Regions from separate parts of the Mus musculus genome. Here regions 2 and 3 are each linked to region 1. Evidence: chromatin loops called from intact Hi-C (ENCODE). Cell type or tissue: left cerebral cortex. All regions are shown on one strand. Each heading gives the region's core, and the rest is flanking DNA. Links, peaks and the distances in the headings are about the cores only. Region 1 has its middle 11 kb from the start of Tma16. Region 2 has its middle 84 kb from the start of Nat1. Region 3 overlaps Marchf1 (membrane associated ring-CH-type finger 1).

What was found. Hi-C counts contacts between places; a loop is a spot of excess contacts. Peaks named below come from ENCODE experiments on the same cell type or tissue, not always from the same donor. Only the 100,000 strongest peaks of a DNase experiment are listed, where the experiment ranks them.
Region 2: it touches region 1 in a loop (5-fold over the local background); 11 of 42 quality-filtered maps call a loop at or near these places.
Region 3: it touches region 1 in a loop (5-fold over the local background); 2 of 42 quality-filtered maps call a loop at or near these places.

The regions. Positions count from the first base shown.
Region 1 is chr8:66,492,338-66,503,399 of GRCm38, reverse strand. No RefSeq gene overlaps it. Among named protein-coding and RNA genes, the nearest start is that of Tma16, 11 kb to the right of the region's middle. In left cerebral cortex, for the core only: CTCF peaks have their summits at 5,937 (motif pointing right) and 7,486 (motif pointing right); DNase peaks (open chromatin) are centred at 5,965 and 7,478.
Region 2 is chr8:67,401,235-67,412,296 of GRCm38, reverse strand. No RefSeq gene overlaps it. Among named protein-coding and RNA genes, the nearest start is that of Nat1, 84 kb to the left of the region's middle. In left cerebral cortex, for the core only: a CTCF peak has its summit at 6,110 (motif pointing right); a DNase peak (open chromatin) is centred at 6,119.
Region 3 is chr8:66,318,178-66,329,239 of GRCm38, reverse strand. The region is part of intron 5 of Marchf1 (membrane associated ring-CH-type finger 1); the gene reads right to left. Among named protein-coding and RNA genes, the nearest start is that of Tma16, 160 kb to the left of the region's middle. In left cerebral cortex, for the core only: a CTCF peak has its summit at 6,044 (motif pointing left); a DNase peak (open chromatin) is centred at 5,980.

The DNA of each region.
Region 1 (11,062 bases), core at 3,439-8,438:
CCAGCCTGGTCTACAAAACAAAAACAAAACCAAAAAGAAACAAACAAACAAACAAACAAACAAAAACCCATCTGTACTCTGGCTGGATTTTTGCCCCATGTGAATTCTGAGAACTACTGGTATTACTGCTCTCAATTTACCAATTGTCTGGCCTTGCAAAAGTTGCATTTATATAGGGGAGCCCCTGAACAATGCGTGCAGAGCTCTGTCTAGATAGTTTCCTTCTATTTTTCCACCTAGTGCCACTTCCTGGGTATAGATCTCTGCTCCCTTGTCTTACCGAAACTGTTCACGACTCTATGCCTCTTCCTGAAGCACCTTTTCCTGTGGAAACCATGAACGGTGAGTTTTCCCCCACACTTGTTTTTTTTTTTGTTTGTTTTTTCTTTTTCAAGACAGCTGTCTCTCGCCCAGTATACTAAAACTGTTGTTTTCTGTGTGTCTAGTTTTGTCATTGCTATGACTGGAGAATTTCATTGTAAAATGTCTAGCAAAACTTCACAACAATGCCTCCAAATGTTCTGAATTCCCCTACATACGTCCTATGGTCTTCAGATCTTTGCAGCCCTGCTTGCCTCACCACAGTCAGGCACCTCTCTGATAAACACATGTTCCCTGCAGAAGACTCCAGAGATTGAGGTTTCCAACCACATTTGACTTACTAATACCACTTAGTAACATTCCTATAAAGAATTGTTTAAAAGTGTCTTCTTCCCTCAGTAAAAGGGAGCTGGGATGGTGGCTGAACACTCAATATGCACCATTCTTCCAAAGGACCTGAGTTTGTTACAGGAAATATTTTTTAAAAAAAAAATTCTCCAGTGGGGCTGGACTGGCAGGCTTCCTGCACTTTTGAACCCCACCAACTCTCTCTAGCTTACCCAATAGATCTGGCTGATCTGACCGCTTTGCTCCCAGCTCTGGTTCACTTATCTCTGGAACCACTAATTCTCTCTTGGCCATAAACCCCTGTAGTTGGCAGTCCCACATTTCAGTAACCCAGTAAATCAAAACTCTTGAAGCTTATAATTAATCAATCAGATTTATGTATCAATAAATTCTCAATTTACAAGATGCCAATATAATAATTTCAGAACCAACTGATAATGATAAAAGCTGCCCACCTAGATTAGACAAATTATCCCAATTATTCTAACCTTATGACATCACAACTACCTGAAACCAAGTTTTCCAGAGAGATTTTAATGCTTTGCTGGTAAACATAATACCCTTTCAAATCTGGATAATTTTAAAATAAATTTTCTAAAGCGTATCAAACAACTGCTTCTCTTCTTACAAAGGTTACTTGGGGCATTAACATTTTTTTGAATGACTAATCGCTATCATTAGAAACACTGGCTATTGTTCTCTGTTGAAATTCAGTTGAATCAATCAAAATGACTATTGAGAATAATTTCTGAGGAAGGTTATTTTCAGCATCTTTGTTCAGCATAAATGTTTGAATTTTATAACTGTGCTTTGGTACCTTTTTCAAGGTATATGGCTGTAGCAATGGAATGACCAAAAGGGGGAAAAGTGGGTTTGGCTCAAGAAAAATTTAAGTGTATTTTTTTTCTATTGAATAAATAAATGTCCAGAGGATGGAGGGGGGTCCTGGCTTGTGGGGGTTCTGTTTATGGTGCCTGGCGTTCCATGCCTCCTTCCCAAGTCTTTTGGCTCACGTGTTGCTCTTTTCTGTGAAACTGAAACCACCATGTTCATTTGGCCCACCACTGCAAGGAACAAAGACTACAAGGAAAACCTATTACTTTTCTAGGAAGTTACCCAGGAAGTCAGACACTTTATTTTTCATCCTGTTCTAAAGAAAACTTTCTGACCAAACTGCACTCAGGATGGATGGATTGGGAAATGTGGCTGACTGGTTTCTGTTTGTTAACACGTGGAGCAGGAGGTAGGGAATAAAAAAATGTCGATGGACAATTCGTGATTTCTACTGAATGTGTGTTTAGTAGTTAACTTGTCTATACTGTGTAAACACATAGCTATTTATTTATGGTATTTTCAAGTCTAAAACAGTATCTCCAAAGTAATGCTTTAGAAAGAAAGGTGGATTTTTCATTAACTAGGGAGAACTTTACTTCTTTATTGCACACTTGACAGATGACAACCTTGTACAATGCTCCAGCAAGGTCCCTCATCCTCCAGAGGAAGGTGGGCACAGTTATCGATATTGCCTTTGGAGGTCAGATATAAACAGGGCAATGGACTTTCTCTTAGCTCCTAACCAGGAAAGTGTCACTGCGGAAAGGATGTCTGACTTAGCCTTCTGGAACAGGCAGGATTTTGCTTGTGTAAACTTAACAGAAAGTCAGTGAGCAGAGTTAAAATGGGGAAAGAGCATTCTGGCTAGGAATGAGAGACTCATACTGAGAACCACTGAGCAGTAAAGCAGGAAAAAGGATCTTCAAGAGGCCTTGAGAGACAGCCAAGTGGGTTGTTTTGATGTTTTGTTTTGTTCTCTTGAGTTTGGCTTAAGGGCAATGTGCAACGGAGAGATTTTCATTGTCAGAGTGTCTCGATCATAGTCAAGTTTTGGAAAATTGTTCTCCTACTTGTAAAGAAAGATGGTGAGGTGATGAATGGAGGGAAAATGAAGCTTTGGGGCTGTATATAAGTCAAATGATCAAGGGAATTCTTTTACAACATTTTTAGGTTGTTATTACACATTAAATTTCAGTACAAGCAGAATTACTTACAAGGTTGTAAACAGGAATGACGAAAGCTGTGGAAATGCTTTATGGTTTGAATCTGAGACACTGCCTCCCTCAAAGACCTGTGTCGAAGGCTTGGTTCCTAGTACAACATTGTTCAGAGGGGTAGATTAGATCATAGGGTCTAATCTACCTGGGCTCCTCCACTTTGATCAATTGATATAACCATAGAGGATTTACATTATAACTTATTTGGTCATTGAGAGGCAGTATAGAAAATTTAAGATACAGACCCCAGCTGGAGAAAAAAGATCCATGAAGGCATGTCCTTGAAGGATATATTTTGTCTGCAGTCTCCTCCTCCTTCCTCTTCTCTTCCTGGATACTAAACAATGCACATCTTTGCTCCACTGTTCATAAGCACCAATGATGCTCGGCCTCACCACAGGCCCAGTTATTTATCTCACATAATCTTTCATAGAAACAGATAATAAACACAGTATGTACTGGCGAATGTCCTCATTTGCTGTGGATGCTATAATAAATTGCTGCAAACTGAAAGGCTTATAGCACAATCTTAAGGCCTCACCTATCTGAAAATGAGAAGTCAAATATCCATGTTTTGACAGGGCTGGCTCCTTCTGGGAGCTGTGAGGGAAAGATCTGTGTTAGCCTCTCTCCCAAGGTTAGAAGTAACATGCTTCACCTTGTGTCTTTATATTCTTCTTTTGTGTTCATCTCCAGGTTTCAACTTTCATGTGTGTGCATGGGCATATGGTGTGTGTGTGTGTGTGTGTGTGTGTGTGTGTGTGTGTGTGCATGTGTATAGGGGTGAGCATGCACACGCACATATGTATAAAAAAGTCAGATAGCAACCCCAGGACTCACTCATTCCTCAGTTCTCTTCACCTTCTTTGGAAAAATAAATTTGAAGACGTGTTCTCTCACTGGCCGGAAACTTTCCAAGTAATCTGAATGGCTGATCTGTGATTCCGGGGATCTGCCTGGCTCTGCTTCCCAAGTTCTGGCTTTACAACAGTGCACCACTATGTGAAGCTGTTTTTGTTTGTTTTTATTATTATTATTTTGGTTTTTTTTTGTTTTTGTTTTAAATTTCTATGGATAGAACTTGTGTTTGCAAGACAAGCACATTGTTGACTGAGACATCTCCCCAATTAATTTTCTATTCTTATAAGGACATCAGTTATGTTGGCTTAGGGCCCACCCCAATTATTTCAACTTTATTGCCTCTGAGAGACTGGACTAAGTCTCTGTAAAGATCTCCAAGTAAGTTAGCATTCTAATGTACTAGAGGTTAGGAGTCAGCGTGTCCTCTTTGGCGGCGGGGATGGAGGGGCAGGGAGAATGCTAAACAAATTTATCTTCTGATTCTAATGCTAATCTCCATATAGATATGTACATATCCCTTTACAGGGATCTGAGTTGAGACTTCCTTTTATAATCATTCCCGTTACTTTGGAACAGGAGCCTGCCCTTCTCCAGCATGAGTTCATTAGAATTGACACCAAAGGCAACATTCCATTTCCAAATGGGGATTCATAGTCTGAGGGATCATTAATTAGAACTTCCACACATGGATTTGGAGAATACAATCCAGGCAACGGGGGCTAGTATTCATACAATATGTTCATTACTTCCAAGACTCAAAATACAATTTAGAAGTTTAATATGTCTTCATAAATTGCTGAAGATATACAGAGAGGTTTATAACTTTCTTCAAATTTGACAGTAACACAAACTTAGCGAACTTCATCTGAATTTTTCCTACTATGCTTAGCAGAGCTACCCTTAAACAAAATGTTTTTTTAATTTTAAAGGATAATTTGAACTTCCTTTGTATGTCGAAGTGTTTTTTTTTTTTTACCAGTACATGCTCGTGTGTGTGTGTGTGTGTGTGTGTGTGTGTGTGTGTGTGTGTGTGTGTGTGTGTGCAGAGAGAGACTGGGATTGAAAGAATGAGGAGAGAGTATATTTGTATATTCCATGTATGTAAGTGTGAGTACTGGTGTTACACTCCACATGTGGATGTCAAAAGGCAACCTCAAGTATTAGTCCTGTCTTTCTACCTTGTTTGAGGCAGGATATCTTTGTTTTTTTATGGCTGTGAATAACAGATTCATTGGCCTGTGAACTCCTGGGAAATTTTCTGTCCCAGACACCCACCTCATTGTAGAAGCTGTGATTATAGATACACTACTATAAGTTACATTGTGTCATCTTATTTTTCCTTTAAGATTTGTTATTATTAATGTGTGTTTGTGTGTGTGTAAGTAATTTTGCATGTCTATATATACCCATGTGTGCAGGTGCCCATGTGTGGAGACCAGAGGAGGTCATGGGGTCCCTAGAAACTGAATTTACAGGTAGGTGGTTGTGAGAGGCCCAACCTATTTGGGATCTAACTCTGAACCTTTGAAAGAGCAGTAAGTGTTCCTAACAACTGAGCCTCTTGCCACCTTTGTTAATGATACACAAATTCTTGCAGTGCACCTCCTACATTTACATGGCTAGCTCCCAGTTAATGACCTATTTGGAAAAGATTAGGAGGTATGGCATTGCTGGAGGAGGCATGGCCCTAGGAGTGGGCTTTGTGGTTACAAAAGTGCACACCAAGCTCTGTTGTTTTTTCTCTCTTCTTACAGCCTGCTCTCAACTATTTCTTCAGCACTATGCCTGCCTGCTTACCACTACACTTGCCAACATGGTAATAGATTAACCCTTTGGCTAGTCCGGTAAACCAGCCCTAATTCAATGCTCTCTTTTATAAGAGTTGTCTTGGTTATGGTGTCTCTTCACAGCATTAGAACAGGGACTAAGACACCCTCAACCCACAACTCACACATTCCCATTTGCATCAACCTATCACTAACATCGTGAAGAGCAAAGTCAACTGTTCTCCATCTAGTTTTCAGATAGAATGGACTTAGAGTACAAATTGTCCCTGAACTCAGACATTGCAGAGAAATAAAAAGACCACTTCTGAGCTCTCCCTCTCTGGGACCCAATTTTCCAGATTATGAACAGTTTGTTGCAGTTGCCTCCAGGTAGCTTTTTGAGATTCCTCATACTACTGTAAGTGAAATTTGTTATACACTGTTTTATGATTAGCAAGTCTACGGAGTTTTCCCCATAGGTGCATATAGATCTAATTAATTTTTAAAAAGCAGCAGCAAAATGTTTTAGTTTTAGTTTTAGTTTTTTATTACACGTACTTTGTATAGTGAGTTCTGGGGATTTACTTTTTGACCACAAGGTGGCACTAACACACAGCTTATTTGGGAGAAGCACTGGCAGATTTGCTCCTGTTAAAGAAGTCAACTCACATACATGCATGATGTCTTCTTGATTCAAGGACGGGTGTGGAGATAGGGTCATCAGAGAGGTGGTTTGGAGCCAGGCATCTCAGTGATGCCCCACAGAAGCACAGTGAGAATCATGTGGAGAGCTCAGAAGAGTCGCAGTGGTTTGTGGTTTTTATAGCTCAGCATTCGTCTTTCCTGTGGTATCTATGGTTAACAGGTGTTCCATTCCTTCCTCAGGATAGCAAGTTCTAAATGGCTATCTAGTAAAGGACTTCCTTGTGCTATACTTAAATGATTTGGATATGTAAATTTGGGGGTTGGGCATTACTGTGCCTTTGAGCTAAATGCCCCAGTCTGCACTGAAGTAACCATAGGAGCAAATCTTTAGTTAAAATATTCCCTTTAGTTCCATTAAAAGACCCCTTTCAATTTCCAGAAAGAAAAGATAATAGCCAGGCAATAAGAAAAGTTACTATTTTATTCAGATATAATACAGAATCATTTTATGAGGAAAATATAAAGGACTTCTCTGAAGTGGAAACTTAAGAATTCTTTGGAAAGTCAGTTGTGTTGGATGGTGTTTTGCTGAGGCAAACACGTGAAGGAATGTTTCACTGAGGTGGACACATGTTAAAGGTTGTTCTGCTAAAGCAAGCCCATGAAAGGACATGTGATGAAGGTTTGTTCGATAATGGCACACATGTATTGGTCTGCCTCACTGTATTTTCAGACTCACATGCTGAGGTAAGACACGTGGAGGACATGTAATGCTTGGAGGAAGTATTAAAGGACTCTGGACTGTGAGAGGAACTGGAGGCTTGGCCTGGCTAAGCTTGAGCCTTGCTGGTAATGCCAGCTGTGCAGCCCTTGTTGGTTTCCAGTCTTCACTGCTCTTCCCTTTGTCAAGAGAGGCATAGTGGAGAACTTCTCCTGGTGTCCCTGCTGGTCTGAATACCTCCTGCGGACTCTTGCCGATTCAATGGAGGCCTGGCTGTTCCTGCTAGGTTATGCCACTGCTGATGCTATCCTGATACCACTGAACTGGACTACTGGTATATCTCTGAAGTCTTTGTGAGTGGATCGAGATGCCGCTGCTGATTTCCTCACGAGACAGACAGGATTTGCTCCAAAGAACCATTTCTAAACAGGTCCACTTCTCTGTATCCTTTCTTTTCCACTATTTCTGGTGGGTGGTGGGTTAAAGTATTTAAGAACCATCATTATAAATAGGCTTTGAAGAAATTAAAGTTACACTTCTACAATTTTAAAAAAAAATAAGTGACAGAGTCGATCAGACTTTGCTAAAAATCAATACTAAACAAAAATGACAGGATCTGGAAGGACTAAGCTGTTGGGAGTTCAGTCGTACTTTCAAGATGCTGCTGGGAAGGCTAAATCAGAGGGTGAGGGAGCAGGGCAGATGCAGCACTGCTGGGTGGGAGGTGGCAGGATCTGTACTGTACACGCGCCGTCTCCAACTCTCGACCAGCAGAGGGCGGGCTTTCTCCAGTATTCTCTTCTCTGAGGCCGGACTGAATTACCTTTCTGTTTTTGGATTCTCCAGGAAGGATGCATATGTGGTCAGTTTGAAACTTTTTTTGTAGCACAAAGGAGAAGACCTGGTTGCTGAGTCCATCAACAAGGTTAGTTTAATGTTACAAGTCCAAAGAAAATTAGCATAGTAAACCTGTGACATCAGAAAGTTACAAAACGTTGACAAGCATGGGCCCTATGACTAATTGGAACAGACGTATCTATTGATCCACCAATCTGTCTATATCGGTATCTACTTCTCTATTGTCATGTAAATTCCGAAGTGTAAAGATACATATTGCTAGTCTAGTGTCTTAGATAGGGTTTTTATTGCTATAAAGAGACATCAAGACTACATGCAACTCTTATAAGGAAAGGCATTTCACTGGGGCTGACTTACCGGTTCAGAGGTTTAGTCCATTTTCATCATGACAAGAAGCATGGCAGCACACAGGTAGACATGGTGCTGGAGATGTAGCTGAGAGTCTACATATGGATCCACAGACATCGGGGATAGAGAGGAGGAGAGAGGGAGGGAAGGGGGGAAAAAGAGAGAGAGCCTGATTTAAGCGTCTGAAATCTCAAAGTCCATATCCAGTGACACACCTCCTCCAGCAAGGCCACACCAACTCCAACAAAGAAGTACCTTCTAATAGTGCCACTCCCTATGAGCCTATGGGGGGGGGGCATTTTCATTTAAACCACTATATCTAGCAAGGGGTATGAAATTACTTTTAAAACACCAATGGAAAATATTACATTTTAGCAAAGAAATAAATGAGGACTAGGGTGTTCTGCTGTAGAGGCAGACCTGGGAGGATGGAGCTGATAAATGAGGCAGAGTAAAGTCTTATGCAATATCAACTTTACTCAGGGAATCAGACAATTTATACTCCAGGGGTTAAGAGCGGTCACATGAGTCAAGTGCCCAGTCAGGAAGGCAAGCCACACGTAGTGGACCAGCTGCACTTGGTGAAAACATCTTTTTCTATAGAGGCATACAAACAAATAACAATATTCAGTTGTAACAAATACTCTGAAGTCATCTCACTCTTATCTGTTGCACATGGAAGGGTGACAAAAGCACATTCCAAGAACAATCCCATGGTTTATAAAAGCTGAGGTCACAAGGCTCTTGTTTTCTTAGAGTTTCCTCACAAGCACTCAGAATTCCCCTCACACAGCTGCGTGCTGGGATGGTGTTCCAGCACTAGGGGAATAGTTAGATTGACGCAATGCTTTCCATGTAAGCCAGTTCCCAGAAGAGACAGAAATGTAGAAAGCTGTGTAATCCCCACACTGGGAAAGCAGAAGCAGACAGGCTTCTGAGGTTCACTGGACAGCTAGCCCAGCTGACTTAGCAACTTTTAGGGGAGAAAGAAATCATCTTCAAAGGAAAGTTGGATTGCTATAGGAAACACAATACAGAGTAAGCATTGGGAAAAAAAAACAGTTATTAAAGCATACCGGGACGGGGTGGGGTGGGGGGTGGGGTTCTTCAATGGAAGGAAGAATGATGCCTGGTCACCTGGGATGCTGGAGTCGTCAAACAACCTGGTGAGGCTTTGCTATTCTATTAGGAACCAGCAGTGTCCACCTGAATTTCCCCCAAATCCTGAGAATTGTTTAGCCTGTAATCCTGTGCTTTCTCTCTCAGTGAGTAGAACTCATCATTGTGAGAGTGGCCTTGTGTACTTTCTATCCGACATTAATAGGATCCACGGTCGTGCTTATCACACATCTTTCCTCTAGTCCTAGCCCTGAGCACTGTTTGCCAGTGAGTAGAATCCATCCTTAACCTCTCAGCCATCTCCAGCCCAGTAGACTCCAGTCTTGTGATAGAGGCCTCAGGTTCTTTGCTTGGTGGGATATGTCCCAAGGGAATTTCAATACATCCACCCCGGAAGCTTCGTTATGAGAACTGTCATGTGGAGACTCCTGCCCACCCCCGCTGCCCCTGAAATGTTCCACTGCTTTTAAATGTCCAAGAAAAGTCAACTACGGGTCAGATTCTCTAGAAGTCTTGATTCCGTCTGACTAACCAAGTCCAATGGTACCAGCTTTTCTTTCTTGCTTTTTTGTGGTGCATTTCGCTTCTGGGTGTTATTCCTTCAGGGGCCCTCAACTGATGTACGCTCCTCTGTAATTAGCCAATGTTCTGTTCTGTTCTGTTCTGTTCTGTTCTGTTCTGTTCTGTTCTGTTCTGTTCTGCTCTGCTCTGCTCTGCTCTGCTCTGCTCTGCTCTGCTCTGCTCTGTTTGTTTTGTTTTGTTTTGTTTTGTTTTGTTTTGTTTTGTTTTGTGTTTTAATCAGAAATTCAATTTGCCAAGCCTGCTAAACATTCACATGGAAAGCAAAACAATGGGATGCTGTTTCACGGATGGATGTCTGAGCATTCCTACAGTCTGTCACAGCATGGTGGCTCAGGATTTCTCACACACACACACATACACACACACACACACTTATACACACATATACACACAGACACATACATACACACACAGACACAGATACATACATACACACATACATATACACACATACACACACACAGACACATACATACACACACAGACACAGATACATACGTACACACACATACACACATACACAGACACAGACACATACATACATACACACATATACACACAAACACATACATACATACACACATACACACACAGACACATACATACATACACACATACACACACACAGACACATACATATATACACACATACACACATATACACACATACAAACATACATATACACACATACACACACAGACACAGACACATACATACATACACACATATACACACATACATACATATACACACATACACACATATACACACAGACACATACAAAGAGATTAAGGAAATGAAGGTGACAACAGACAAATTATATGATGAAATGAGTATTTATAAAACAAAATAGTAAAAAGAAAGTCACGCTAGAAGCCTCATATGTGGCAGGAAAAATTAAATAAAGATGAAGAATTTTATAAGGACTAGAAGATGGAGGGCAAAATGTTCCGTAGCCAGATAATAAAAATGCTGCCTGGAGGGCTGGAGAGATGGCTCAGCGGTTAAAAGCACTGACTGTTCTTCCAGAGGTCCTGAGTTCAATTCCCAGCAACTACATGGTGGGTTACAACCATCTGTAATGAGATCCGATGCCCTCTTCTGGTGTATCTGAAGACAGCTACAGTGTACTCATACAGCATTAAAAAAATAAAATAAAATGCTGGCTGGAAATTTAAAAGGGGTGTAGAAGATGTGTAAGGGATGTGTAAGGGAATGCCAATGCCCAGGAAACAAAAATTGTAAAAGTAATTCCACAAAAAAAGAAAGAGGAAAAAAGAAAAGAAAAAGCTGATCAACAAAGGAAGAGAAATTTAAAAAACAAAACAAAACAAGTCCCCATGAGATTTCACAGGAGTAATGCTGGACTGAAGAAATATTTCCACAATGGTTGGGGACATTGAAGACTCTCCTAACATACTTACTAGCCGTTTATATTTCT
Region 2 (11,062 bases), core at 3,091-8,090, 910 kb before region 1:
CTTTCATCAATGGACAGATCATGGAAACAGAAACTAAACAGGGACACAGTGAAACTAACAGAAGTTATGAAACAAATGGACCTGACAGATATCTACAGAACATTTTATCCTAAAACAAAAGGATATACCTTCTTCTCAGCACCTCACGGGACCTTCTCCAAAATTGACCATATAATTGGTCACAAAACAGGCCTCAACAGATACAAAAATATTGAAATTGTCCCATGTATCCTATCAGACCACCATGGCCTAAGACTGATCTTCAATAACAACATAAATAATGGAAAGCCAACATTCACGTGGAAACTGAAAAACACTCTTCTCAATGATACCTTGGTCAAGGAAGGAATAAAGAAAGAAATTAAATACTTTTTAGAGTTTAATGAAAATGAAGCCACAACGTACCCAAACCTTTGGGACACAATGAAAGCATTTCTAAGAGGGAAACTCATAGCTCTGAGTGCCTCCAAGAAGAAACGGGAGAGAGCACATACTAGCAGCTTGACAACACATCTAAAAGCTCTAGAAAAAAAGGAAGCAAATTCACCCAAGAGGAGTAGACGGCAGGAAATAATCAAACTCAGGGGTGAAATCAACCAAGTGGAAACAAGAAGAACTATTCAAAGAATTAACCAAAGGAGGAGTTGGTTCTTTGAGAAAATCAACAAGATAGATAAACCCTTAGCTACACTCACTAAAGGGCACAGGGACAAAATCCTAATTAACAAAATCAGAACTGAAAAGGGAGACATAACAACAGATCCTGAAGAAATCCAAAACACCATCAGATTCTTCTACAAAAGGTTATACTCAACAAAACTGGAAAACCTGGATGAAATGGACAAATTTCTGGACAGATACCAGGTACCAAAGTTGAATCAGGATCAAGTTGACCATCTAAACAGTCCATATCACCTAAAGAAATAGAAGCAGTTATTAATAGTCTCCCAGCCAAAAAAAGCCCAGGACCAGACGGGTTTAGTGCAGAGTTCTATCAGACCTTCAAAGAAGATCTAATTCCAGTTCTGCACAAACTATTTCACAAAATATAAGTAGAAGGTACTCTACCCAACTCATTTTATGAGGCCACTATTACTCTGATACCTAAACCACAGAAAGACCCAACAAAGATAGAGAACTTCAGATCAATTTCTCTTATGAATATCGATGCAAAAATCCTCAATAAAATTCTTGCTAACCGAATCCAAGAACACATTAAAGCAATCATCCATCCTGACCAAGTAGGTTTTATTCCAGGAATGCAGGGATGGTTTAATATACGAAAATCCATCAATGTAATCCATTATATAAACAAACTCAAAGACAAAAACCACATGATCATCTCGTTAGATGCAGAAAAAGCATTTGACAAGATCCAACACCCATTCATGATAAATGTTCTGGAAAGATCAGGAATTCAAGGCCCATACCTAAACATGATAAAAGCAATCTACAGCAAACCAGTAGCCAACATCAAAGTAAATGGAGAGAAGCTGGAAGCAATCCCACTAAAATCAGGGACTAGACAAGGCTGCCCACTTTCTCCCTACCTTTTCAACATAGTACTTGAAGTATTAGCCAGAGCAATTCGACAAGAAAAGGAGATCAAGGGGATACAAATTGGAAAAGAGGAAGTCAAAATATCACTTTTTGCAGATGATATGATAGTATATATAAGTGACCCTAAAAATTCTACCAGAGAACTCCTAAACCTGATAAACAGCTTCGGTGAAGTAGCTGGATATAAAATAAACTCAAACAAGTCAATGGCCTTTCTCTATACAAAGAATAAACAGGCTGAGAAAGAAATTAGGGAAACAACACCCTTCTCAATAGTCACAAATAATATAAAATATCTTGGCGTGACTCTAACTAAGGAGGTGAAAGATCTGTATGATAAAAACTTCAAATCTCTGAAGAAAGAAATTAAAGAAGATCTCAGAAGATGGAAAGATCTCCCATGCTCATGGATTGGCAGGATCAACATTGTAAAAATGGCTATCTTGCCAAAAGCAATCTACAGATTCAATGCAATCCCCATCAAAATTCCAACTCAATTCTTCAACGAATTAGAAGAGCAATTTGCAAATTCATCTGGAATAACAAAAAACCGAGGATAGCAAAAACTCTTCTCAAGGATAAAAGAACCTCTGGTGGAATCACCATGCCTGACCTAAAGCTTTACTACAGAGCAATTGTGATAAAAACTGCATGGTACTGGTATAGAGACAGACAAGTAGACCAATGGAATAGAATTGAAGACCCAGAGATGAACCCACACACCTATGGTCACTTGATCTTCGACAAGGGAGCTAAAACCATCCAGTGGAAGAAAGACAGCATTTTCAACAATTGGTGCTGGCACAACTGGTTGTTATCATGTAGAAGAATGCAAATCGATCCATATTTATCTACTTGTACTAAGGTCAAATCTAAGTGGATCAAGGAACTTCACATAAAACCAGAGACACTGAAACTTATAGAGGAGAAAGTGGGGAAAAGCCTTGAAGATATGGGCACAGGGGAAAAATTCCTGAACAGAACAGCAATGGCTTGTGCTGTAAGATTGAGAATTGACAAATGGGACCTAATGAAACTCCAAAGTTTCTGCAAGGGAAAAGACACCGTCAATAAGGCAAAAAGACCACCAACAGATTGGGAAAGGATCTTTACCTATCCTAAATCAGATAGGGGACTAATATCCAACATATATAAAGAACTCAAGAAGGTGGACTTCAGAAAATCAAATAACCCCATTAAAAAATGGGGCTCAGAACTGAACAAAGAATTCTCACCTGAGGAATACCGAACGGCAGAGAAACACCTGAAAAAATGTTCAACATCCTTAATCATCAGGGAAATGCAAATCAAAACAACCCTGAGATTCCACCTCACACCAGTCAGAATGGCAAAGATCAAAAATTCAGGTGACAGCAGATGCTGGCGTGGATGTGGAGAAAGAGGAACACTCCTCCATTGTTGGTGGGATTGCAGGCTTGTACAACCACTCTGGAAATCAGTCTGGTGGTTCCTCAGAAAATTGGACATAGTACTACCGGAGGATCCAGCAATACCTCTCCTGGGCATATATCCAGAAGATGCCCCAACTGGTAAGAAGGACACATGCTCCACTATGTTCATAACAGCCTTATTTATAATAGCCAGAAGCTGGAAAGAACCCAGATGCCCCTCAACAGAGGAATGGATACAGAAAATGTGGTACATCTACACAATGGAGTACTACTCAGCTATTAAAAAGAATGAATTTATGAAATTCCTAGGCAAATGGATGGACCTGGAGGGCATCATCCTGAGTGAGGTAACACATTCACAAAGGAACTCACACAATATGTACTCACTGATAAGTGGATATTAGCCCCAAACCTAGGATACCCAAGATATAAGATACAATTTGCTAAACACATGAAACTCAAGAAGAATGAAGACTGAAGTGTGGACACTATGCCCCTCCTTAGAATTGGGAACAAAACACCCATGGAAGGAGTTACAGAGACAAAGTTTGGAGCTGAGATGAAAGGATGGACCATGTAGAGACTGCCATATCCAGGGATCCACCCCATAATCAGCATCCAAACGCTGACACCATTGCATACACTAGCAAGATTTTATCAAAAGGACCCAGATGTAGCTGTCTCTTGTGAGACTATGCCGGGGCCTAGCAAACACAGAAGTGGATGCTCATAGTCAGCTAATGGATGGATCACATGGCTCCAAATGGAGGAGCTAGAGAAAGTACCCAAGGAGCTAAAGGGATCTGCAACCCTATGGGTGGAACAACATTATGAACTAACCAGTACCCCGGAGCTCTTGACTCTAGCTGCATATGTATCAAAAGATGGCCTAGTTGGCCATCACTGGAAATAGAGGCCCATTGGACATGCAAACTTTATATGCCCCAGTACAGGGGAACGCGAGGGCCAAAAAGGGGGAGTGGGTGGGTAGGGGAGTGGGGGTGGGTGGGTATGGGGGACTTTTGGTATAGCATTGGAAATGTAAATGAGCTAAATACCTAATAAAAAATGGAAAAAAAATAAAATAAAATAACCAATAAAGAAAAATCGTTAACATAAAAAAAGATTTTTTCCCCTAAGGGGAAACTGGGAAGGGGGCAACATTTGAAAAATAAATAAATAAATAAATAAAATAACCAATAAAGAACAAACACTAACATAAAAAATTGACCCAAGTAAAACAAAACTAACAGCTGGGCAGTGGTGGCAGAAGCCTTTAATCTCAACAATAGGGAGGCAGAAGCAGGTAGATCTTAGACTTTGAGGCCAGCCTGGTCTATATATGGAGTTCCGGGATAGCCAGGGCCCTTATACAGCAAAACGACCATCTAAACAAAAAACAAACCAAGGTAAAGCAACAACAACAACAACAACAACAAAAACAACACCCTTACTGTGAAAATCACCCAGAGACACAGTATACTTCCATATTTAAGAGCTATTGCAAACAAGACTATTACCACAGAAATGAACTGTGCTTAAGGCTATAATTTACATGGTCTTTGAGTTTGACTTTACCCCTTTTCCACTTGCAGACCTGTGCTTTTCTGAGACGACTCCTAGCAGATGTGGAGCCATGTTCACACTCAAAGCACACACCATGACGTCCTTCATAGCAAAAGAATTCAGAGGGCTTCCTGCTTCTGTTAAGCACAAATGATAAGGTAGCTGAGTGGAACCCTACCCTGAAACTAACATTTCTACTATGCTTGGGCTTAACCTTTCTCTGTTCCAGGCTGACCTCGAACTCAGGCATCTGTCTACCCTTGCAAGCATAAACAAAAATCTTACCTGGGTGGGATCTACTGCAATCACCACTTCCTAAATCTCTTTATCTCCTTCCTTAGTATCTTTCTGACAAGTTGGCTCATAGTTCAGCTTCCTTTGTTCCTTATATATCTGGGAAGCTCCTTATAGAATTCATATTGTACCCTTATATTTTACACATTTAAGACATTATATATTTCCTACTCGAGTTTTTAGAGTTCTTTTTTACAGCCTTAAAGGTTGTCCTGAAGGTCCCAGTGTTTACCAGTGTTTGCTAAAGACACAGACATACCCTGGACTCCTGTTCTAATTATCATGGAGTCATTCACTTTATAACAGCGAGGACCTTCCTTGAAGGAGGAACATCAAGTGAAATATAAAAATAAGCCTTCTGCTGCAGCAACCATTGACCATCATGGAAGCATATACCCTGATGGCTCTGTTCTGGGAGCAGGAACCATGTTGTGCTGGCCCTTACACCTAGCCATGCAGGACTCAGTATTCCTAACTTCTGTCTTACTATCACTCCTTTCTTGTCAGCAAAACTGTGTAACTGACACAAACTATCCATCCTATAGTCTCATTTAACAAAGAGGATCTCTTCAAACAAGAAGTATACCCAAACATTTTAACTTAATCTTTTAAGTACTTTGAAGAATGTCATTTCAAAAGTGACAAAATCACATATAGAACTATTGTGAAAACACCAAATGGTGATACTAAGTCTTCGCTTACCTTAAACACTGACTTAGCTCCAAGCTCACAGGTCCTGGAATCCCTTTTGCAGGGAAATCAAAATCCCAGCATCACTGAAAAGAGGTCTCCAAAGAGATCTTGGCTGCTGCAGCCAGCAGTATTAGGCTATATCTCTCACTACAGTGCAGGTACTGTAGGGTTGGTGAAATATCAGAGAATTCCTTAGTGATGGTTCTACGTTCTTCATTCCTCCTAGGAGTATAAGATTCAGGGTTTCCCTTACAGACAAGAGTGCTAAAAGTGATCATTAGGGTTTGGCAAGCTGTTTGGTGTGACATTAAAAACACCCTGTTTAGGGGCAAGATCACAAAGTCTCTGCTCATGTCACACTATTACAAGGAAGGGAGCAATCTTTTCCTAGCCATATTTAAAGCTTCTCAGAGCCATGGAAACAAATGAATGAACAGTGAGCAAGCCAACAAATAAACCCAAACCAGCCTCCCTTTCTTTAATTCTAAAACTTCGGATGGGGCAAACCATCCGAAAGTGGTTAGTTACCAAAGCAGATGCTTTGTCCCTGCAGAATTAGTGCCGAGTTGTGAAGCTCAAAATGGCCACAAGATGTCAGTACAAGCTCAATTTTATTAGATTTATGACTCCGAAGAAGAGCTCTGGTTTCCAAACCTTGACTTGATGGAAAAGACAGACCCTTAACTACAGAGGTCGATTTTCTATTCAGTGGCTGCGGTGAGCACCGTGTGTCAACTTGACACAAACTAAAATTCATCTGAGTGGAGGGAACCGAAATTAAGAAAATGCCTCCATAACACCAAACTAATTGATGGCGCGTGCCCAGCCCATTGTAGATTGTACCTTTTTTAGGCTGCTGGTCCTGGGTTTTATAAGAAAGCAAGTTGAACAAGTCATGTTGAACAAGGCAGTAAGCAGCACCCCTCCATGGCCTCTGTAACTCTTCCTGACTGCAGGTTCCCCCCGTTTGAGTTCCCGTACGGACTTTCTTCAGTGATGAACAGCAATATAAGAAGTGTAAGCCAAGTAAACCCTTCCCCTGCCAACTTGGCTTTGGGTCATGGTGTTGCATCACACCTATAGTAACCCTAATTAAGACATGTGGTACCAGCATAGAGGGGTATCGTGGGACAGACCTAACTGTATTGTTTTGCAGAGGTTTGTTGAAGGACTATGGAACTTTGGCCTAGAAAAGCTATGAAATGTTCAAAGCTTAGTGAGCTGCTTCATAGGATAAGAGTGTTGAGGATCATGCAAGCAATGGAGGCCTGGCCTGTCACGTTTCAGAGGGACGTTTAAACACTGTATGTCCTAGTTGAAAGACAGAGCTTTGAATTGTTACATATATATTACTACTTGTAATAATCTCTTTTTATGCAAATCATTTGTATGCTGAATTGTGTCTATTTAGTTAGTAAGTTAAGTAAACTCAGATGCAAATAAACAAAAAGCCATTAAGATAAAAGAAATGACTCTATTAGGACCGTTTTCTATTTTGAATTAGGATTCTGATCCTCTGATTAGCTGGAGCTGAAGATTAATAACAGACCAGCAGCATTGAAGTGAAACATTTTTGTTTCTAGGGCAATTTATTTTGGTTAGCTGGAGCTAGAAAAATTAGCAGTGGTTAAGAAGAGACTAACATCACTGAGGTGAATCTTCCGAGAAGTGTTTCCTCAGGGTCATCACACAGAAGCTGTGCTCCAGTAGCAGCTGAGGTTGTAACTTGCACTGTCAACTGAACTTGGTAGTGTGAGTCATCCAGATGGTACCGGTTTTGAAGGCATGCAGGGGTCATGGAGAGCAGCTGAGGCTTGGCCCTATAAGAGGCTAGAGGAGGCCATTGGTGAAGGTACAGCCACTGTAGCATTAGAAGACCCAGAGTGAAAGAGTCACATACAGAAAATTTAAACTAACGCCTTGGTATTGGGGTTAAGTGAGTAGAGTGTTACTGCACACAGGCGAGTACCTGAGCTGGAAGATCCAGGACACACAAAGAGCCACATAGATAGTGCACATCTCTTATTCCACTTCCAGTTTGATGACCAGCTAGCCTGGGATGCACAGTGTTGAACCAGAGATCCTGTTTCGAAGAAGGTAGAAGGTGAAAATAAGCAACTGGGGTTGCCTCTGATCACCTCGCTGATGGATGGAGGTGGGGGACTTGAAGAAGCGACTTTAACCTTCTGGCTAATGGCAGATTTTCCCATGGAGGGTGGGAATGTCAATAGTAATGGGATCTCAAAAGTTTTAGATCTTGCCCAAAGTAACATTGTGAGGATGAATGAGGAAGACTTCTCTATCTAGCTCAGCATATCCAAAGAGACAGAGGGACACACAGGGTCTAAAACAGTAGCAAGCAGAAGTCTAAGAGGGGAATGACAGGATACTGGTAAAGTTCACTATTGATCCTACAAACTTATAGCAAGAATTCCAACCAATATTAAAATCAACATAGTCAAGAACAAAGAAAATCACAATGACTTGGGACTAATTAGAATTACAATTGGGGGAAAAAACATATCCAAGTGGCCTCAGAATTGTAATCAAAATTGCATGCTGGGTGGTAGTTACATCACCTGTTTGTCAGGAATTAGGATGGGTACTAAAAGAGTCTTGTTAGGAAGGAACTTATTATAGGGAAGAGTTCCTGAAAGCTAGATAATTGCAATTTAGCCTAGTCCACAGGTTAGCATGCGAATGAGTACAGATATGCAGGCAGTCCAGGTAAAAGGTAAGACTGCAGAGATGTCTGAACACGATTCAACGATGGCCTCTTGTGTTTGTTACTTTTCTGTTGCTGTCATAAAATACCACCACCAAAAACAACTCAAGGAAGCAAGGGTGTATTTTGACTTATGGTTCCAGGGGGAGAGTCCGTAATAGATGGAGAGGGCAGGGTCTGACAAGAAGGCAGCAACAGGAGGCTGGCTGATCAAATCTTTACTCATAAACAGGAAACAAAGGGAATAGGAAGTCTAACAAGGCCATACAAACTCAAAGCTCACCTCCAGTGATGTACTCCCTAGCACCTAAAGGTTCCATAACCTACCTATACATTAAAACCAGTTGGGGACCAAGTGTTCCAATAAAGTCCTCTGTGGGGAGCATTTCTCATTCAAGCCACCACAGTAAGGCTTCATTGCTTATGCCATACCTAGGGCATTAGACACATCACCTTGGCAAGCTAGCTCATATTCCTGTCCCTCCCTAGAGCTTTGGGAAAGGATTCTCCATGTATTTGGATATCCAGAGCAATGACCAGAGACAGCCAGCCCATATCCTGTATCAAGACTGTAGCACTGATTATAGCTGAGTTCTCATCCCTGATTACTCATTTTGAACAAGCCCAGCTTGTTCAAATATCAACCTTGTGATGTGAAACCAGAGAGCCTGCCACATAGATACTAATATCATTGCAGTCCTAGACTGGCCAGTCACGTTTCCAAGTTTTAATTCCCATTGTTAAAGATGAAAATCAGAATGGAGTAGCATTGATTTGAAGCACTTCAAACAGGGTTGGGATGCTATGGATCTTAGGTACAAAAAAAATCTGACTGGTGGTAATGGCCCTGGGGTCTTGTGTGTGAGAAGGCACATGGCTGGTTTGAAGTGTAGGTAGTTGCTGAGTGACTGTGACTTGTGGGTAAGTGAGATGTATGAGTTTATAAGTGATAGGTCTGGGTCCCTAATAACACACAGTACTTCCTGGAAAGTCTCATCTTGACATCTGTTCACCCCTGGGGTTCTGCAGCAAGAAAAAAGTCTGTTGATTATCTCAGTATGGGAGATGTATTGGCCACTACAAAACAGGGCCTGTGAGAAGCTGGCAGCTAGGATTAATGGACCCCACCATTCTTCCCATTCCTAGTTTCCTCTATTCATCCAGGGAGACCAGACATAATTGTGATATTTTCGCCAGATAGCCTCCCTCTTTTTGTCCCACTGTGATGCTGTATATTCTCACATTTTCCATGATTCTACACAAGAACAGTAATTTGGTTGTTAAGAAATACATCCATTAGAATTTTTTCCTCCCTTCAGGAGATGATACTGTTCTTAGCAAATTCTGTACTCTATGTCTTTGAATACTCTACTTCACGTACTATAGTATGTTCACACTCAGTCATAAAAATGATAATGCTCTCAAAGGGATTAAAAAGTAACACTTTATAATATTCTTTTTAATGTGTGCTTTTAAAAAGATTTAGTTATTTTTATTTTATATGCATGAGTGTTTTGCCTGAAAGCATGTATGAGCAATATGAAACAGTGACTTTAGGGGCCAGGAAAACAAGTTGAATCCCTGAAACTGGACTTATAGATGGTTATAAGCCCCCAGGTGGGGTTGGGAACTGAGCCTGAATCCTCTGCAAGAGCAATGAGTGCTCTTAACCATTGAGATATCTCTCTAGTTCTTTGTACATGCTTTTAATGCTGCACGGTGGTATAGATATTAAATCTATTATCAGAAATAACACCATGATCCTGAGATCTGAGATGAACTGTTTCATACACTATCATTAAACACGTGTTTGTAGCTTCCTTGTACTTATTAGAGCATAGTTACCACATGCATTTGTGGAAATAACTTCTCTAAAAGGCATATGAGGTGTGCTCTAAAAACACTTAAAATTACCTATGATTTTATTACATGCATTAGTGCAGCTGCTCCATCCATTCTCTGAAACAGCACTCTTCCCAACAGTAAGCAGTCAGTCTTGTAGAGAGCATGCATCTTACAAATGTCCTAACATACAAATCTGTAACAGCACTCTTTACCATTTAGTTCTCTATCTTAGCTACCTTTCCGTTGCTGTGGTAAGCTATCCCTGTGGAAGCATCTTATGAGACAAAGGGTTTACAGGTTCATAGATGATGCAGCTCATTATGGAGGAGAAGGCAAGACAGCAGGAGTGGGAGGCTGATCCATCGTACTGTATCTGTATTCCAACAGCAGAAGTGGATCCAGGCTATACAACCGGAGGCTCACTCCCAGAGACACACTTTCTCTGGCAAGTACATACCTCCTAAAGGCTACCATCTGGGGGCACAATGTTTAAATGTATGAGTCCATAGGTAGGTAGCGTTTTACACTCAAACCACCATGGCATATAAGTAGCATTCTGAGAAACATCATTTAAAACTGTGCCACCGAACACTTCATTCCATGCATTCCAGTTTTGTCATGCTACCCTGGCTCTGGATTATCATATTCTGAATGCAGTCTGTGATTAGAATTCCAAGGAATGCTTTATAAATAGATCATTAAGCATTTTACCTCATGTCGCACATCATATTCATTCTTTGAAGTAGTGCTGTTCTGAATGTATTAACTTATATATTAACTTATGTATTAATATAAACATTTTAGAATTTTACCACATACATCTAGTATGGTTATCTAATCTGTTATCTGAAATTGTAATTTAGTACACATGATTCATAAAAAGTAGCATTGCATTTTGAATGGTATGTACTTTTTATTTGTGTGTGTGTTGGTGCATACGTGTATGTGCAATCATGCCATAGCACAT
Region 3 (11,062 bases), core at 3,609-8,608, 170 kb after region 1:
GGACAAGGAAAGGGTCAGGGTGACCTACAAACCAGCTGAAATACAGGAATGTCTTTGTCTTCATTTCTTCTGGGGTCACTTGTTCACTGCCCCAGGCCTTTCCCTTCCAGTAACCTAGAGCATTTATGCATCTGTTTGCCCAGTTCCCTTTTGTAACAGTTGGATACATAATGAATCTTTCCCTATGAGGAACAGATATCAATATAAACTAAAATGATCACTATTTACCATTGCAAAAGATTTTGTGTCTCCAGTAGACACCTTACTGACTAGAACACCAATAGCTCAAGCACTAGAATCCAAGGGACCTCATGAAACTGAGAAGTTTCAGTAAGGCAATGGAGACCCTCAGTAGGACAAAAGAGAAGCCTATAGGATGGGGAAAGATCATCACTAACCTCACATCTGACTGAGGGATGATATCCCAAATATATAAAGTACTCAAGAAATTAGACACTATCAACCCAAATAACCCAATTTTAAAAATGGGGTACAGATCTAAATGGAATTCTCTCAGGGGAATCTCTAGTGGCAGACATCCTTAGCCATCAGGGAAATGTAAATTAAAGGATACTCCACCATAATACAAGAATTCTTGCTCAACTATTTCATAGCAGCTTTAGCCAGAACCTGGAAACAACCTAGATGGCCCTTAACCAAAGAATGGATAAAGAAAATGTAGTTCATTAACACATTGGAGTATTACTGACCTTTTAAAAACTATGACATCATGAAATTTGTCAGGAAACGGATGGAACTAGGAAAAAATAAAACATCCTGAGTGAGGTAACCAAGAACGAACAAATATGGTATGTACTCCCTTATAAGTGGTTAGCCATAGAGTAAAGGATAACCATGCTAAATTCCACAGACCCAAAGAAACTAAATTACAAGGAGGGAACAAGGGTGAACTTGAGAAAGAGAAAAAGAATAGATATTGTGGGTCGATGGCGTAAGGGACTTCTTGTGGGTATGAGTGAAGATGGGAACAGGAGAAATTAGGTGAGAGAGAGAGAGAGAGAGAGAGAGAGAGAGAGAGAGAGAGAGAGAGAGAGAGAGAGAGAGAGAGAGACTGAGAGAGACTGAGAGAGACTGAGAGAGACTGAGAGAGACAAATAGAATGGGTGGGATATCTCTGGATCAAGGTAGAAACCTAGTGCAGTGGAAACTCCCAGGAATCTGAGGATGACACTAGCTAAGACTCCTAGCAACGGGGGATATGGAGCCTGAACTGGCCATCTCCTGTAACCAGAGAAGACTTCCATTCGAGAGACTATGACACCAACTCAGCCCCAAAACCTTTGATCTACAATTTGTCCTACCTAAAAGATAAACAAGAATAAAGATGAAGCAGAAATTGAGCGAATAGACAACCAATGACTGGTCCAGGTTGAGATGCATGCCATGAGACAGAGATCATTCCTGATATATTAATAATATTCTGTAATATTTGTAGACAGGAGCATAGCATAACCATCATTAGGGAGGGCTTCATTTAGCATCTGATGGAAACAGATGTAGAGACCCATAGCCACACATTAGGTGGAACTTGGGAAATCCTATGGGAGAGGAGGAGGAAAGATTCTATCCTACAAACCAGAGGGGTCAAAGAAACCACAAGAAAACCTACAGGATCGACTAACTTGGGTCTAAAAGAGACTGAATTGATAACCAGGATCATGAATGGGACTGACCCAGGCCCTCTGCATACGTTATAGTTTTGTAACTTGGTCTTCATGTAGGGAGGGTGGGGTGGATTCTTGGGGGTTTGTGGAGTGTTGTGCAGGAAGAACTGGGAGGAAAGGAGGGGAAACTGCAGTTGGGATATAAAGTGAATTAATTAATCAATTAATTAAAAATAAATGAATGAATGAGCAAACAAAAAGTTCTTGTGCTCTATTTCCTTCTATGATTATAATTGTTTCTTCATAAATCTGCTATTAAGGAAATACAATTAATAACAAGATGCTCCAATGCTGAGAATAATTGAGAGTATATTGATATTCTGACAGCTTCAAAACACGTAACCCTTAACCACTGCCATGATGTAAATCAGTAGTGACTTTCTATTTTTTCATTGAGGACTAGAATTAGGACGTTTAGTATTCTGCTTGCCTACATTTAATTTTTGTACATCTATATTTCCCCTAGGTAGTTCTAAGGTGAACCGTAGATGACATTTGACATCTCCCACTCCTCAAGGTTAAATTTTAGGTCAATTTCTTATTTTGTACTTTCTAACGCGTTTCTTTGTAATTTATGAGTAACTGTACAGATATTTTAATCACCATATGCTAGATTTGCAGAATTTTGAATGGAATGTAATCAAGCAGGTCAGCATATGATTTCCCTCTTACACAATTATATATTTGTATAAAACCCTCAGCAATTTCGTCTGAAAGAAGAAATGTGCTTTTCTTTCTAAAATTAAATGACACTGGCCAGTATGTTTTTAAAGGTCATCTCAACACATTTTAAAAACTTTTTAATGTTATGTTCTTTTAAAATTTATCTGTTGTGAATTTAAAGTGTATTCAAGTTAATTGTTTAGATAAAGGAAAGAAGAAAATAAATCTGTTTTCTACTGTGAGAGTCACTGTGGCTGAAATGTTTGACTTGATTAACCTAGGGTTGTTTTTACACAGAGTACAAAGTGCAGGCTCAGGGAGCAACTCTTACTGAGTCATCATGGACAAACATTTTAATTGGTAAAATGACAATAATATCTTCATTGAAGAAGCAATAACTGAGATGATTCATGAATATTTGTTAAAAAAATTTCTGGAGCACAAGCATATAATCAATGCTAGTAATGATCTTTGTAATTACAATTAACTGTTATCACTTTGTTTAGTAAGATAAATGACACACTACAAGCACGTTATATCATCATATTCATATTATACATTTAATAAATTTAGTAATTTTAACGCTCATACATTTGATGTGTCAAAAGTTTAACTTTTGTAATTGATTTTTCCAAAACTTTTACTATTTTACATTGTATAAGTCTTCTGTTATTTTGTAAAATTATCACAATTTGGAGTTAAAACAATTCCGATTTTTTTCCCTAAAATTCTGGAGATCAAATCTAAACTGGAGGTGCTAATGGGTTGTGCTCCTTCTCGTGGCTCCTGTGATGACTCTTTCTTGCCTTTTCTTATTGCTAGTAGTCACGTCAACCCCCTTGTTCATGTCCATTCTCCAAATGGAAAAAGAATTTCTGGTCCTATTGCTACATGTCTCTTTTTTGACATCTCTATTGTCTCCCTGGGTAATAACCCTTGTGATTGCACTGGGTCCACTGAGATAATTTGGGAGAATCCTTCCATCTCAAAATCTTGGGTTTTTGTTTGTTTGTTTTGGTTTTTGGATATTTTCTTTATTTACATTTCAAATGTTTTCTCCTTTCCTACTCTCCCCTTCAGAAACCCCCTATCCCATTCCCCCTCCCCATGCTTCTATGAGGGTGCTCCCTCACCCTCCCACCCACTACTGTCTTCCTGCCATAGCATTCCCCTACACTGGGACATTGAACACCCTCAGGCCAAATGGCGGCTTCTTCCACTGATGTCCAACAAAACCATCCTCTGCCACATATGCAGCCTGAGCAATGGGTCCCTCTATGTGTACTCTTTGGTTGGTGGTCCAGTCCCCGGGAGCTCCAGGGGGGTCTGGCTACTTGACACTGTTGCTCCCCCTCTGTGTTGCAAACTTCTTCGGCTCCTTCAGTCCTTTGAGCCTCTCAGGGGACAGTCACATGCAAGCACTTCCCAGCAACCACAATAGCATCCAGGTTTGTATATGGGATGGACCCCCAGGTGGGGCAGTCTCTGGATGGTCTTTCCTTTAGTTTCTGCTCCACACCCTGATAGCATATTTCCTCCTGTGAGTATTTTGTTCACCCTTCTAAGAAGCACTGAAGTATCCAGATTTTAGTCTTTCTTCTTCTTGGGCTTCATATGGTCTGTAAATTGAATCTTGGTTATTCCGAACTTTTGGGCTAATATCCACTTATTAGTGCGTATATACCGTGTGTGTTCTTTTGTGACTGAGTTAGCTCACTTAGGGTGATATTTTAAGTTCCATCCATTTGTCTGCGAGTTTCATGAACTTTCTTCCAAATGCTTTGTCACAGAAGACAACATATTCACAGATTTCTAGGATTAGGAACTAGATATCTTTAGGGACCTAGTACTTTACCGTCAACAGAGAGTACACAACAGGTGGAAATCAACAATGTAAAGTCAGTGACACTTATCTCTTCATTAAGAACACTTTCTGAGACATAAAGTTACCTGTCAAAGATTTTGCTTAATGTCCATCTATTTAACATTTAACTAGAAGTCCACTAAGTAACTACTAATTTACCCCAAGAATGTATTATCTCATAGTTGGATCAGTATTTCATTTTATTTTAAAGTTGAATAGCTTAGGGTCTATAAACTTTTAATAGTCATTTGAAATATTTTTTCTTTTACCCAAAATGGATATTTTCCTTCAGTATATTGTGATTATGGTTTCCCCTCTCTCAACTCCTCCCAGGTCCTTCCCAAGTCTCCTTCCATCCAAATCTACACCTTTTCATTTTCTCTTGTGTTAGAAAATGAACAGTAAATAATACTAAAAATAATGATTCATAGTTATATTCACAACAGATTCTGAAAGTAATGTTTAATGTATAAAACATGCCCATTGCTTATGATACAAAAATAAAAATTATTAATTTAAAATTTTAACTTAAACAATAATAAATAAATTTAAATTAATTAAAATAAATAATAAAAAGAAAAAATAATAAAACAAATAATTAAAATAAAATAGAAGATAATCAAACTAAATCAAATCAAAACAAACAAACCAGAATAGGATAAAACAAATAGAAGAAAATAGCTAACTAAAAAAAAGCATACGAAACATGTCTAGACACAGAGATTAAATATTATTTTTTTAACTGCTTTGTCGTTTTTTAATTTTTATTTTTTTAATTTTATTTTATCTTTAATTTAGTTTTTACACTCCATATTCCATTTCCCACTCCTCCCATCTACCTTTTCCTTTGTTGTCTTTTTATTTTTTTGTATTCATATAGTTTGTTTTCACTGATAAAATGTAGACCTTTGTAGTAGTCTATATATAGACAAAATGGCAATAGAGCAAATATTAGGTAAGATTTTCCATTTTAGCATTCATAAATCAGATATTCCATGAATTCACTGAAAAGAGTAGATGAGGTATTGCCATATCTAAAAACAAAACTGGAAGATAGTAAGTTGTGATCAGACATAAAAATTCATAGGCAGCATTGGACATAAGCCAAATGTGTTTTTACAGTGTCTGTCATAAGCCATGGGAGGGCTTGATGTATTAAATATTACTTTTGGAATCTGCTGTGAATATAATCATAAATTAGAGCTGGAGAAAGTGGATAATGTTGATTCAAATCAAAGAAATATGAGAGAAGCACGGTAAAAAACAAAACACCTACTCTTTTCATGAAGGAAAAGCAGTGTGAGCTTCCAGCCACACCCACTACCTCAAACATACAGTTAAAGCAGCCCACAGGAAACACAAATAAGCCACCATTGTCATCTTATCTATTCTTGGCAAAGGCCTCGCCCTAGCCTGGCCATTGTTCGAGCTGTTAAAGAAAGGCCTTTGATACTTCTCTTTGTCCTCAGATAACCATTCCTTTCTCTTTCCATGACAAAGTCACATTGATACCCAGAAAATGAATGGCTTAGAGAGACATAGGCTATAAAGAGACAAATAAAAAGGAAACAGAAGTTATGGGTGGAGTAATAAGATGGTCTTCAGGCATTTAAACCTCTAACTTCTCATATCCTAGGTCCCTGGACCATTAAGCATTATTCTAACAGTCTACTCTGCAGGTAGTCTCCTTGCCATGGCTCCTGCAGATCTCTGACATGAGTTACAGGAGTAGTGACATCAAATGGAGGCTATCAATAGTGCTTTGAGTGTTTGGGACTTAGTGCCATCATACTTATCCCCAGCCCTGCCTGAGCATGCACTCAGCGCCACCAACTGGAGGAAATTGATGCCTACAGAGAAACTGGAACTCCAGAATCAACAGGAGAGTGCCTGATTAATTAATATATGATTATAGAAGAAAGGTTGAAGTTGAAAATGTAGCATAAGAGAACAATAACTGGAAATATACTTTCAGACTAGTACAATATGAATATTTATGTTTAGGGGAAAGGTAAGATACCACGAATAAGAAGCTAGAAAATAAATCATAGAATTGAAAATATTAAACTTGAAAACACAGTAGTTGGCACAGCAGACACAATGGAAGGAATCAAATTTTTCTATATGGTTGTTCCAAAGAAAGAAAGTATAGAAGGATGCACATTAGATACAATATTGCAGATAGCCTTCAAGGATGACCATACTTTGAGAGAACTAGAAGAGGGCTAAGTACAAAGGAGAAGAGAAAATATTGTTCAGTCTCCATAGCAAGGTTTAGTAACATCAAAGATATGACTGTGGTGGCTAGGTATGCCCCCATAGACTCATGTTTTCAAATGCCAACCAGGGGAAGTGGCACTCTTAGGAGGTGTGGGATTGTTAAAGAAAGTGTGTCACTATAGAAGTTGGCTTTGAGGTCTTATATGCTTAAGCTATGCCCAGTGTGGCATATGATCTCTTTCTTTGCCTGCAGATCAAGATGCAGAACTTTCAGCTCTTTCTCCTGGACCATGTCTGTCTGCATACCACCATGCTTCTTGCCATGATGATAATGGACTAAACTTCTGAAACTGTAAGCCAGCCCAAATTAAATGTTTTTCTGGTGTTTCTCCACAGCAATAGCAACTCCAACTAAGACAGTGACAGTAGTCCAAAAACATCCAGAATGTGATAACTACTCTATAAGCTTAGCAATCATTTTGTCACACATTTGATGAGTAAGATTTGGTGGTGTAACAATTTTAGTATATGGGACTATATCCAGTTGAATTACTGTTTAACTGGGGAAACATTAAACTATCATTAGGCATTTAAGACTTCAGAAATTTTGGCAAAATTACACAATGAGATCCCTCGTGGAATAGATGCTCCAGTGAATACAACTAAAGGGAAAATAGATAGAGGTGCTACAAGTGTCAGGGAGAAAAGCTGAGAAATTTCTCAGTAAATTTTATTGTGGCTAGGGTAAGGAGAAAGAAAAGGAAAGGGGAAAGAAGAGAACAAGAGCAGAGGGAGGAAGAAGTGAGGAGAGAATCCTGGAGTGAAGAGCAAGGGAGCCAGGGAGAGCTCAAGTTAGAGTTAGAGCAAGGGAGAGAGGGAGAGCTCAAGTTAGAGTTAGAGCAAGGGAGAGAGGGAGAGCTCAAGTTAGAGGTAGAGCAAGGGAGAGAGGGAGAGAGACAGAAATGCACAGAGAGACAGAGACAGAGAGACTGAGAGAGCCAAAGTTAGAAAGAGAGCAAGGATGAGACAGAAAAGGAGAAAGAGACAAAGAGGACAAAATTGCTGGTATCCAGTTAAAATCAAACAAGAAAAACAGCAAAATTAAGTGCTTAAAGTATAAAAAATCATGAATAAAATGGGAGAAGACTAGCAAGCAGTTATTAGTATGCTCAGGTAATGGTTTCATCCTGGCAAATAGGAAGATATCAATAAATTGAGGAAATCTAACTGCTAAATAAGCATCAAAGTTCTTTGGCCCAAGTTAATTTTATGGATTTAAATAAAGAGAAGTAAATTTTACCTATCAAATAAAAACAATAAATTTAAATGAATACCAGAGAAGCAGCTGTATCTATAGGTAATTAAATATAAAATATTACAGATTTTTCAGACTTAAGTTTTAATAATATTTAAGTGTTTTAAAGCAATATTTCTAAAGCAATAACTAATAAATAGCTCATTGTCAATTTACAGCACATTTTAGTACAAAATATCTATAACCAGATATTTTAATAAACATTTCTTTGCTTTTTCTAGAATAATATTATCAGCAATATGAATCTAGTTAATGCAGTTATAATAAGTTGTTATTAATATATGTGTAAATATTTTATTTACATATTTTAATGTACTGCAGTCATAGATGTCAGTATACATTAACTCATCTTTAAAATAAAATACAAACAATTAAAATTCTAGCAAAATATAATTCAACGCAAAAATATTAGGATATGGAGAAATATTAGGAGATGAGAAAGAAAATGTTAAAAGAGGGCATGCCATTTTAAATATAGACCTATAACAGAATCAAAGCACACAGTGAAGACTTTTCTGAGAAAAACGCATAAGTTGACTGTTGTCAGAGGATGGTCTTACACAAAGCCCAGAGCAAAATCTAAAAACATACACCTAGCAGGGTCATTTTCCACCAAGTTGCTTCTGTAGTTTCCCACAATTACTGGATAAAATCTAGCAGGTTCTATATTCTCTGTGTGACTAAGTTTGTCTTCTCTCTTCCTTACACACTTTTCAGCAAGCCACCCATCACAGGCTCCTGTGTGCAAGAGCTGCAACCCACATGCCTCAGACTTCACAAAATCCTGAGGTCTGTAATTGTTCAAGATTATCCTCTTAAAGATCTCTAGGTCAGAAGATTTACCAGTGTGTCGGGTACTCAAAATAAGCAAATATGCAAAGGACGACAATTTTCCCTATTTCTCAGTGAGGTTAATTTTGATTTCTTCATCAATATTTACTAGTATGAGACATTTGTGTGTGTGTGGGGGCGTGCGTGCGTGCCTGTGTGTGTGTGTATGTTTGAGCTAGAATGATCTGTTTTTATTTGCAGTAAAAACCAGGGGAGAGGGCGAACACAGTCCCTCACTACTGCAAATTTTTCAGTGTCCCGGGTTTGAGGAAATTAGCGAGGTTAGCATAATCCAAGGACAAGAGGTGAGCCTTCTGTGGGAGGGGGTAGGGAACCACTGTCTTGATCATAGTGTCTCCCCTCTGTTATTTTGTCTGTTGTCTGTCTCACTGGTGCAAAAGACTGGTCTTCAATTTTGACTTTAAAAATATTTTTTATATGTTTACTTTTTCTTTCTGCACTTGCATGTGCATGTGTCCATGTGTGTGTGTGTTTATGCTTTATGCTACAGTGTGCTTCTGAAGGTGAGAGGGCAGCTTATATTCAGTTCTATCCTTCCACTGTGCCTTCTGGGGTTTGAACACAAGTTGGCAGCATCAACAGCTTTGGCATCTTCACCCACTGTGCTAGCTCCAGTGCAGTGAGACGACACCCTTCACGTTTCTGCATACTTCTTTTTTTTTCCATTTTTTATTAGGTATTTAGCTCATTTACATTTCCAATGCTATACCAAAAGTCCCCCATACCCACCCACCCCCACTCCCCTACCCACCCACTCCCCCTTTTTGGCCCTGGCGTTCCCCTGTACTGGGGCATATAAAGTTTGCATGTCCAATGGGCCTCTCTTTCCAGTGATGGCCGACTAGGCCATCTTTTGATACATATGCAGCTAGAGTCAAGAGCTCCGGGGTACTGGTTAGTTCATAATGTTGTTCCACCTATAGGGTTGCAGATCCCTTTAGCTCCTTGGGTACTTTCTCTAGCTCCTCCATTGGGAGCCCTGTGATCCATCCATTAGCTGACTGTGAGCATCCACTTCTGTGTTTGCTAGGCCCCGGCATAGTCTCACAAGAGACAGCTACATCTGGGTCCTTTCAATAAAATCTTGCTAGGGTATGCAATGGTGTCAGCGTTTGGATGCTGATTATGGGGTGGATCCCTGGATATGGCAGTCTCTACATGGTCCATCCTTTCATCTCAGCTTCAAACTTTGTCTCTGTAACTCCTTCCATGGGTGTTTTGTTCCCAATTCGAAGGAGGGGCATAGTGTCCACACTTCAGTCTTCATTCTTCTTGAGTTTCATGTGTTTAGGAAATTGTATCTTATATCTTGGGTATCCTAGGTTTGGGGCTAATATCCACTTATCAGTGAGTACATATTGTGTGAGTTCCTTTGTGAATGTGTTACCTCACTCAGGATGATGCCCTCCAGGTCCATCCATTTGGCTAGGAATTTCATAAATTCATTCTTTTTAATAGCTGAGTAGTACTCCATTGTGTTGATGTACCACATTTTCTGTATCCATTCCTCTGTTGAGGGGCATCTAGGTTCTTTCCAGCTTCTGGCTATTATAAATAAGGCTGCTATGAACATAGTGGAGCATGTGTCCTTCTTACCAGTTGGGGCATCTTCTGGATATATGCCCAGGAGAGGTATTGCTGGATCCTCCGGTAATACTATGTCCAATTTTCTGAGGAACCACCAGACTGATTTCCAGAGTGGTTGTACAATCCTGCAATCCCACCAACAATGGAGGAGTGTTCCTCTTTCTTCACATCCATGTCGCCTGAATTTTTGATCTTAGCCATTCTGACTGGTGTGAGGTGGAATCTCAGGGTTGTTTTGATTTGCATTTCCCTGATGATTAAGGATGTTGAACATTTTTTCAGGTGCTTCTCTGCCATTCAGTATTCCTCAGGTGAGAATTCTTTGTTCAGTTCTGAGCCCCATTTTTAATGGGGTTATTTGATTTTCTGAAGTCCACCTTCTTGAGTTCTTTATATATGTTGGATATTAGTCCCCTATCTGATTTAGGATAGGTAAAGATCCTTTCCCAATCTGCTGGTGGTCTTTTTGTCTTATTGATGGTGTCTTTTGCCTTGCAGAAACTTTGGAGTTTCATTAGGTCCCATTTGTCAATTCTCGATCTTACAGCACAAGCCATTGCTGTTCTGTTCAGGAATTTTTCCCCTGTGCCCATATCTTCAAGGCTTTTCCTCACTTTCTCCTCTATAAGTTTCAGTGTCTCTGGTTTTATGTGAAGTTCCTTGATCCACTTAGATTTGACCTTAGTACAAGGAGATAAGTATGGATCGATTCACATTCTTCTACATGATAACAACCGGCACCTGTACAGTGGAGCTGGTAAACACGACACTCTAGGAGAGCCAGCTATACGACTGGCTGGCTGTGCTGCTTGGAGAGTCTGCTGACCTCAGTTTCCTCTTCTATAAGAAGCATAGTTCTGAAGAGCCTTGTAAGGA